Linked DNA regions of Homo sapiens: region 1 is linked to region 2. The links are chromatin contacts, found by Hi-C or POLR2A ChIA-PET in ENCODE. All regions are on one chromosome and are shown on one strand. The core of a region is the stretch at or near the end of the contact, and the rest is flanking DNA. Distances in the headings are between cores, read along the strand shown.

What was found. Hi-C counts contacts between places; a loop is a spot of excess contacts on that map. ChIA-PET counts read pairs that join two places held with the same protein, here RNA polymerase II (POLR2A). Pooled maps may share reads with other maps.
Region 1: a loop to region 2 is called in a map of OCI-LY7, with 2.3 times the contacts of the local background. The contact joins the promoter of SPATA7 here to the promoter of KCNK10 in region 2. A Hi-C loop is called at or near these places in 6 of 168 maps with a recorded cell type or tissue (Caco-2, OCI-LY7, dorsolateral prefrontal cortex and 2 more), 14 of 37 single-sample maps with no recorded cell type and 5 of 50 pooled maps. POLR2A ChIA-PET finds 5 or more read pairs at or near these places in 2 of 52 experiments (HEK293T and activated CD4-positive, alpha-beta T cell).

The regions. Positions count from the first base shown.
Region 1 is chr14:88,383,477-88,387,700 of GRCh38, reverse strand. SPATA7 (spermatogenesis associated 7) reads right to left here and starts at 2,044. Exons shown (of 12, transcript NM_018418.5): 1 at 1,864-2,044. The coding sequence starts at 1,882. RefSeq lists enhancers at 1,852-2,171, 2,182-2,251, 2,282-2,361.
Region 2 is chr14:88,320,844-88,324,934 of GRCh38, reverse strand. KCNK10 (potassium two pore domain channel subfamily K member 10) reads left to right here and starts at 1,666. Exons shown (of 7, transcript NM_138317.3): 1 at 1,666-2,188. The coding sequence starts at 2,137. RefSeq lists enhancers at 1,029-1,088, 1,661-2,320 and a silencer at 1,139-1,378.

The DNA.
Region 1 (4,224 bases), core at 795-3,294, 62 kb before region 2:
GATTACAAACAAGACTAACCGTTTTTCAGTCTGGTGCTGTACTATACCACCATTTAGAAGGCTTGCCTTACAAAAGAATGTCTAAAACGTGATTACAGTAAGAGCATGACAAAAGATAATTTTTCTTTAGATGTTTTAATATTTTATGCTCTGAAATAACTAAAAGCACCTCCTAATGAAATCTAAGAAATTTATTCTCAATTATTTTAGCTGTGTCTAAAATTATTTATGGTTTCCTATTAATTTACAGTACATGAAAGCTGACTGCCCTGGTTATTTGGTGATTACATTTATTTTAAAAATTCAAAATAACAGTATTTGACATTATCATATATTATTTCCTAAAAATGAAGCTAATTAAATTGTGCAAGTTGTAAAAATATAAACCTTTTTACATTTGGCATGAACCCAATTTTTAAAATAATTCAATAAACAAATACTGACAACTTACTAAATCTACCATACTCTAAATGTTACATTTATCCTTTCCCCCTGCCCATCCCTACCATGGGATAGTAAGTAAATGCATTGGCTTCAGATTTATATTCTTCACCTAGATTCAAATCCTGTTCTGCCGCTGTGATCTTGGCAAGTTATTTGTGATCTTTTGCTTTAGTTTCTTCACTATGAAATAAGGCTAATGCCTATCAAGGTATTTTTGTACATTAAATGAGATAATTTGGAAATAGTTCCTAGTACATAGCAAGGGTTTAATGTTAGTTTATATGCAAAATTTCTTAAGATCATAAAGCGTTTTGATTTGCTTTTTCTGAAACCTAGGTTGGTGAAGTGTCAGAATAGTTTGCTGATCAATGAATAGTTATCTCCTACATTCGGAGTAGCACTTATTTTGATCAATGACTATATAATAAAGGCAGACTCATTCAAAGAAAGACATCAAGGAATCATCTAGCAGCTTGGTTTAAAGGCAGTCTTTTAAATAGATAAAAACACTGAATTGGGAGGGGCGGGGAGTCTATAAAGATTGCCTCATTTGACTCGAGGAAAGAATGATACTGGCTCAGAAAGTGTGAAAATGCAAATTATTTGGTTTGGGCCGATTTGTAGATATTTAAGATTGTATTTCCCCACCCCCAACCCCACCACATGATGTCCACCTGACTCAAGAAATCAGTAGAGAACAGGTGTATATGGTGAGTACGGATTGCTGCTAAAACTGCAGTCCGCTGACCAGCAACACCGCATTACTTGGAATTTATTATAAATGCAAAATCTCAGCCACCCCCAAGGGACCTACTGAATCATAATCTGCATTTTAACATGACCCTGAGGGGATTCCTATTCACAGAAAGTTACAGAAACCCTGGGTTACTCAGTAGCTTTGGGGGAGGTAGTTCGTTACTGGGAGATTTCGTATTTACTGACCACTTCAAATGCGCCAGGATCTTCTCTATATTATCTGCATTTAATCCTCAAGAACTCCATGGCCTGGGTATTTGACCCTCACGTTCAAGAGATAAGAAAACTGAGGGTCGTCTCCATGGAGAGCAGAGGGGTTTGATTTGGGGCCCGGGGAGGTCTGACTCCAAAGACCAAACCTGGTTCCTCTGCCTGGGAGCTACTGAGGTTTTAAAGGCTGCACGACCCTGAGTTCAGGAGACAGGGGCCCCTGGTGTCAGGGCGACAAATTCAGGGCAAAGAAGCGGACCTGCGAGGCTGGCAAGCAGGCTCTCCCTCTTCCTTTGCGCAGGCCTGGGCAGCTCCAGGCAACACTGGCGACTCAGCCAGGGGTAGGAAGCGCCCCAAGGGGCGGCCTTGCACTCAGCTGCCCGGACCCGAGGCTGGGAGCGCCGCCTGGAGCGAGGGGCGAGGCGGCGGTAGCCCCTGACAGCTGCCCTTTACCTCTCCGGCTGCCATCCATGCTTAGTCCTCTTGCAGCCGCCGCAGGGACACGCTGTATCCCCTTCGGTCCTTCCCGCGGCCGGGCCCAGCCCCGGCAGTGGAGGACTGGAAAAGAGGAGCCGACGGGGGCTGCAGCAGCAGGGAAACCGTTGCCAGGCCGTTGCTAAGGGCTGGGTCCAGTGAGTCGCTATTGTGACGTCACGGCGCAGGGGACGTGCGTTCCGCAGCCCCGCCTGCGGGATACCCGGTACTAGGAGGACAGTTGCGGACGGAGAGACCTGGCGGGGAAGGGGCATCGAGCCCCAGTCTGTTGCTCTGGGATCCTGCCAGTCTTCCGCAGAGCGACCTCCTGTCAGGATCCGAGTCACCAGCACCTGGCAGGCTCTGTCCCTGCGGGAAGAGCAGGGAGAGGAGGTGGACTCATCTGGCATCCACGTCCCCTGGGTCCCGGAGAAAAGTGAAACACAAATGTTAGCTGAGGTCAGGGTAACATTTAACCAGTTCCAAATAATTAAATTTCAAAGCAGTCCGTGAACTTTTGGATTAGTGAAAATCCTAGGGGTGAAAAACATCTACATATTTACATCTTAATTCTTAACCTTAATAATAAGTTTGAATTTCCTTTCTGCTCGCCAAGCTTCCCCGCTCCTGTCCCTGCCTCCCTTTTATCGTAAGTTTCAATCCATTTTTATTTATAATGGAAGAGAGCTGCAACATGAATAAGGGGTTGATTTATTGATGGCTTTCTATAATTTGTTTAATTTTGAAGCAGTTACCTTTGAATCCTTGGAAATAACGTCAGATCAGGGTAGGAAGCATTCTGTCATGTAAGACTTCTCAGCCCAAATGTCCATTGACATTTTGGGCTGGTTGTATAATTCTCTGTTGTGGGGGTGCTGTCCCTATGAACTGTTTTGTAGCATCCCTGTCCTCCGTTTACTAGAAGCAAGTAGCTTCTCAGAAGCAGACCCCACCCACTCCACCTCCAATCCTGACAGTCATAAATGTCTCCAGACATTGTGAAATATTCCCTGGGGGGCAAAATCGCAACTCTGTTGAGAACCACTGCTGTAATGAAAAGAGTCCTGGTTTTGGAACCAGATATGTAGAACTTAATTCTAAATTTTTTGCTACTTACCAGCTTGATCTTGAATTAGTTTCTAAAACTTTCTGAGCCCCAGTTTTCTCTTTTCTAATGTAGATTGTGAAAGTTGTCAGAATCAAAAATAGAGTCACATGTGTTAGAAAACCTGACAAGTGGAACTGGAGAAGGCCATGAAGGAGAGTTCTCATCCATGAATGCCTGATAATAAAACTATCACAAAATACTGCGAAAACCACAACCTTGCACAAAGACCTCCACCTTACCCAAAAAGATACTTCTATGAGGACATCTGTCCAGCAATTGTCTGTCCAACCTTGAACTGACATCACCCTTGTTATTGATGCTTGGAGCCAAGGCTAATTACCTCAAAACAATTATGTAATCCTCTCCTTTTTTTATTTTTTAAAAAAACTTTTTTTTCCTTTAATTCCTTGAATATGCAAACAGTTTGCCATGGCACGCATATTCCTATTGCAATGCCCATTCCTGGGTAAATGTCATTTTCTTCTGTAGAGTTGAGGACTAAGCTCTAATTTTTTTATCTTGCCCAAATTCCTATCTAAGGTGTCTAGGGAGTCATGCCCTAGAAACCATAAATTCTTATCAGATGGGTTTTATTTGACTCTATATACCATGACTTACTTTCCAATCTGATTCTGGCATAATATTATGAGACAAGGAAAAAAAAATCAAAATATTTAACCCCAAGATATATTTCCTTGCCATATCTTGAAATTGCCCTGCAAAATCTCTTGTGGGAAAAAACCACATTCTATAGAGAATCTCTTTTCCCCTTTGTTTTCCTTCTTTCCTTTCCAAATCCAGGAGATAACCAACTAAGAGCCAGGCACCCTTTTAGGTCCGACAAGACAAATTTTACAATCTGCTCTCTCTCTGAGGTCTGCTATACTGAGAGCTTCCTCTGCACAATAAACTTGGTCTCCACAATCTTTTATCTTAACCCCAACATTTCCTTTTTATTGATCCCAGGCCTTCAGATAAACTCAACCAATTGTCAACCAGGAAATGTTTAAATTTACATACTCATTGAGTTGTCCCACCTTTCTGAACCAAACCAATGTATTTCTTATTTGATTGATGTCTCATGCCTCCCTAAAATGTATAAAACCAAGCTGCACCTCAACCACTTTGGGCACATGTTCTCAGGACCTCCTGAGGGTCACTCATATTTGGCTCAGAATAAATCTCTAAAAATATTTTACAGAGTTTGACTCTTTTCATCAACAGTCTACCTC
Region 2 (4,091 bases), core at 417-2,916:
GGCTCCAGCCTGGGGTGCCTGTGACAGCCCAGTGACAAAGCACTCACCTTTCCCACAGACCACAGCGGACCTCTGTAGGTCTTGCTCTTGGACTCAGAAACCTTGATGTGATAGTGACGGATGGATGGTGAGAAAGATGCTGCTGACATAGGGCTCCCCAGAAGCCTCAAGGTGCCGTAGAGTAGCATGCAACTTAGAGATCAGCTGCTAGTGTGGGATTTTAGGACCCCAGCTGGCAGGCATAGGAATGAGCTGGGCAATTTCTATGCGTAAGTAAAGGCAACAACAATCTAACAGGACCTTATGGCACTAGATAGTAAGCCCCATGAAGGCAAGATCTCTGTCTTGTTCTCTGCCATATGGCCAGCACATAGCACAGTGATGGCACTTGGAAGGGGTTCAATATATATGTTGAATGAACAACAAATTTTAGTAACCTTATCTGGAAGCCAGAGTAGGGGTTTAAACTACTTCCTATCCAACACTGCAGCATGCAATTCATGTCTTCATTTAGCAAGTATTTCTTGAGCACCTACTACGTGTAAGGCTCCGTTGCGAGGCATCCGAAGCAATTTGTCAGCATCATTCATGTTGATACTCGGAGTGACCCGTTCAAGAGCACCTCAGCACCACCTGGCTTTTCTGAAGACTGAGGCCCCACCACAAACCCCTGTGGGGCTTCAAGCAGGGGCAGTGAGAGGGCGTTAGACGAATGCTCCAGGTTTAGCCCCTTTCCGGGAACAGGTCTGGGTCCCTTCGCATCTGCCCTGCTGGTCCCAGGATCCCGGGGCCGCCGCTTCCGGGAGCTGCCGGGTCTTGGCAACTCCGCTTTCCTCCGGGGGCCCCCGTGCCTCTCTCAAGCCTCCTTTCCAGCCAACGACCAGCGGCCCCAGTCCGGCTGCAGGTAGCTGGGGAAGGGACCAAGCTGTGCCTTGGGAGCGAGCTTCCCCGGGCGGGGAGAGCGCAGCAGATGCGGAGCGGTCCCAGAACAAAAGGCTCATGGCTGGCACGGGCCTCCTTGGAGTGCGGCGGGGACGTGGGTTCGGGACTCAGGCGAGAGAGCCAGACGCGGGAGGAAAAAAAATGAAGTGAGAAAAGAGAAGGAGGGAGAGCTCAGGGTGAGAGCGGTGAGAAGAGGTGACCCGGAGGCCGAGGTCTGCGGCGGAGCCGCAGCGGCCCTTCCTCCGCCTCCTGCAGCGCCTTCCAGGCAACCAAGCGTGTCTCCGGCTGCAACTCCAGCAAGCGCGCCGCTGCCGCCTCCACGCCCGCCCGCCGGCCGGCCGAGCCAGTAAGTAGCGGCGCGCCCACCGCTCGTTCCCCGCCCCTCCGCGGCTTCCCCGCCACCGCCCACCGCCTCCCGCCGCCCCGCGGGCAAGTCCGCGACCGCCTCCCGCTGCCCCGAGCCGGGTGCCGGGGGCTCAGCGCGCCTTCCCAGCTGGGAGCCTCGGTCCGCTGCTCGCCCTGCTCCCTCTTGCCGGGGCGCGGCGTCTGGGGCGCGCCGCGGGGAGGGTCGCCCTCGCCGCGCGCTGCCCGGGCGCCGCGCCACCCCTACATCCAATGGCTTTCGGGGAGCGGGAAGTGGGGGGCGTCGCCGGGGGCGAGGAGCCGCGGCCGGGGTGGGGCGTGTGCGCTCAGCGCGGCCGAGCGAGGCTGACGTGCCCGCCCAAGCGCGCGCCCGGGAGTGTGTGTGCGGGTGTGTGTGTGCGGGAGTGTGTGCGCACACGCCTTCGGGGGCTGGAGTGACACTGCAGTGGGCTTCTCCGTAGCCCCAGCCTTCAGGCTGCGCAGCCCCTAACCTGCCGGCACCGCTTTTGGGAAGCAGCTTGGCTCTTCCATCTCCCCAAGCCTTCCTCTCCATCCTTTCATCCACCCCTCGCCGATCTTACTTTTTCTTTTACCCACGGGGCCGCGGCCGGCCACCCCCTGGCCGGTGCAAACACCCAAGCCCTCTCCAGTTCTCCCCCAAGCTAATATTTTCCCACCTGTCTTTTTCTGGGGTTCCTCCACGAGCCAGTCCAAGGCTCCCCCATCCTCGGAAATTGTTTTGTTGGACTGCTAAACCGAGGCGTGTAAAGCTTGAGGACTTTATTATTATTTGGGTTCTTTTCATTTCTTCCCCTTCTGGGCAACGAAGCAATGAAATTTCCAATCGAGACGCCAAGAAAACAGGTGAACTGGGATCCTAAAGGTGGGTGTTTCCTACTTTTGGCTGCCCTCGCCCTGCCTCTGTCTCCGGCGTGTGCGCGCTTCCTTGAGTGGAAGCACTCTTGCTTCTGGCAGCGTGTGTCCTGAGGCTGGGAAATGCGCCTGGGAACTGCAGCGCGGGTGGGAGGAGGGCGGAGGCAGCGTGGGTTCCGAACCCAGATAGTGCCTGTCATTACCACATAATCATTGTCCCTCCTAGATTGTCTCCAGATCTATTTAGATAGACCAAGCCGACTGTTTGGTTTGAAATTGCAAGTGTCGGTATTTGCTTTTGACTTTGAGTGTGCGAGTGTGTGTGTGTGTGTGTGTGTGTGTGTGTGTCCTTTGTTTCTGGTGATCTTTGTCTCTCTGGCAGATGGGTGGGGTGCTTCCCCCTGGACCTGGAGCTGCGCCGCATGCCCGGGTGTCCTCAGTGGGAAAGGTTTCCTGGCAGCAAGTGGGGCTCGAGTTGCAGCAGCCGTCCCTAGGGGTGGGCCGTTCTCGCAGGGCATGCAGAATAATGGAGCCCACAGGGCCTCCTGAGTCTTCGTTCAATCTTATTACCAAACCTAGCAGCTAGTTAGGCTCAGGTCAGAGTAGAAGCAGGAGGAGGGGTGGTTTGTGAGAAGGGTGGGGCTGGCAAGGCATAGGGGAGGGGCACGAAGTGTGCCCGCCCAAGCAATGGTGTGGTTTGCATGCTTTTACGAATGTTGGACCAGGTTTCATCCACGCAAAAGGGAGGGATTAAGACGGATTTGTGTGTGCCTAGCGTCGGCCACCGTGTCTGTAATTAGCATACAGATGTTAAGGCTCCAAGGGAGTGATCAGTATGAGAGCAGAACAAGTTGGAACCGCGTGTCCAGTTGTGACAAGAATGCTCTTTAGCATTTCTTGTAGCTCATCTGACGACTGTGTCAGGCTAGGCAACGCCTCTGTGTGTATTGGAATTGAAATTTGTTTATTTGGGGTGCGTGTGTGTTTAATGTTCTTTATGAGCGCATTTCTTCTTTTTCTCCAGACTGGAAAGAAGAAACCATCTTATTTGTTGAGTAAATGTCTTAGGAATTGACTGGCTATTGAAGAGTGAGTGAAGAGATACTGCCTTTTTAAAACACTGAGGCTGTTACATCTTAAATACAGCCCAAACCTTCTATTTTGTCTCTACTTGAAATCTCTGGAAATATGGAGGTGTGCCTTTGCTTTTTTGGGGGGAGAATCCCTGAAAAGCATATTTGTTAAATACCTATTACATGCTAAACACTGTCCTAAGCTCTGGAGATACAGTCAGAACAGGAAAGATAAAAGCTCTGACTTGGAGTTTACAGTGAGGGAGACAGACCTAAATCAATTCCATGGAGGAATGCATAATTCAAAGTTTATGTATGCTCCAGGGAGAGCATCAGAGGTTTAAGAAAGTGTCTGATAGAAGAGATTGACAAGGACCAGAGAAGGCTTCCCTGAGGACATGACACTTGGACTTAGGCCTGGAGGATGTATAGGAGTTAATTGTCTAAGGAGGAGGGGAATTGTTGCAGAAGAGGGAACAGCAAGTGCAAAGGGCCTGAGGCAGAAGAGGTATGTGTATATGATGAACTGAAAGGAGGTTCCCATGGCTATGGCAGAGTGAGTGAAGAGGTATTGCCTTTTTTAAACACCCAGGCTGTTATACTGTAAATACAGCACAAACCTTTCATTTTGTCTCTATTTGAAACCTCTGGAAATACGGAAGTATGCCTTGGCTTTCTTTTGGGAAATCCCTGAAAAATGTATTTATCCCTAGCAGAGAGCAAGAGGGCTTGTGTTTTGAGATATGACTGGGGGATCCACAGGCGAGACGCCCCCCTCCAAGCCCTGTGTTGTTGGAGGTGGGGTAGCATTGTGGGGTTGGAAGAGTATAGTATTTATCT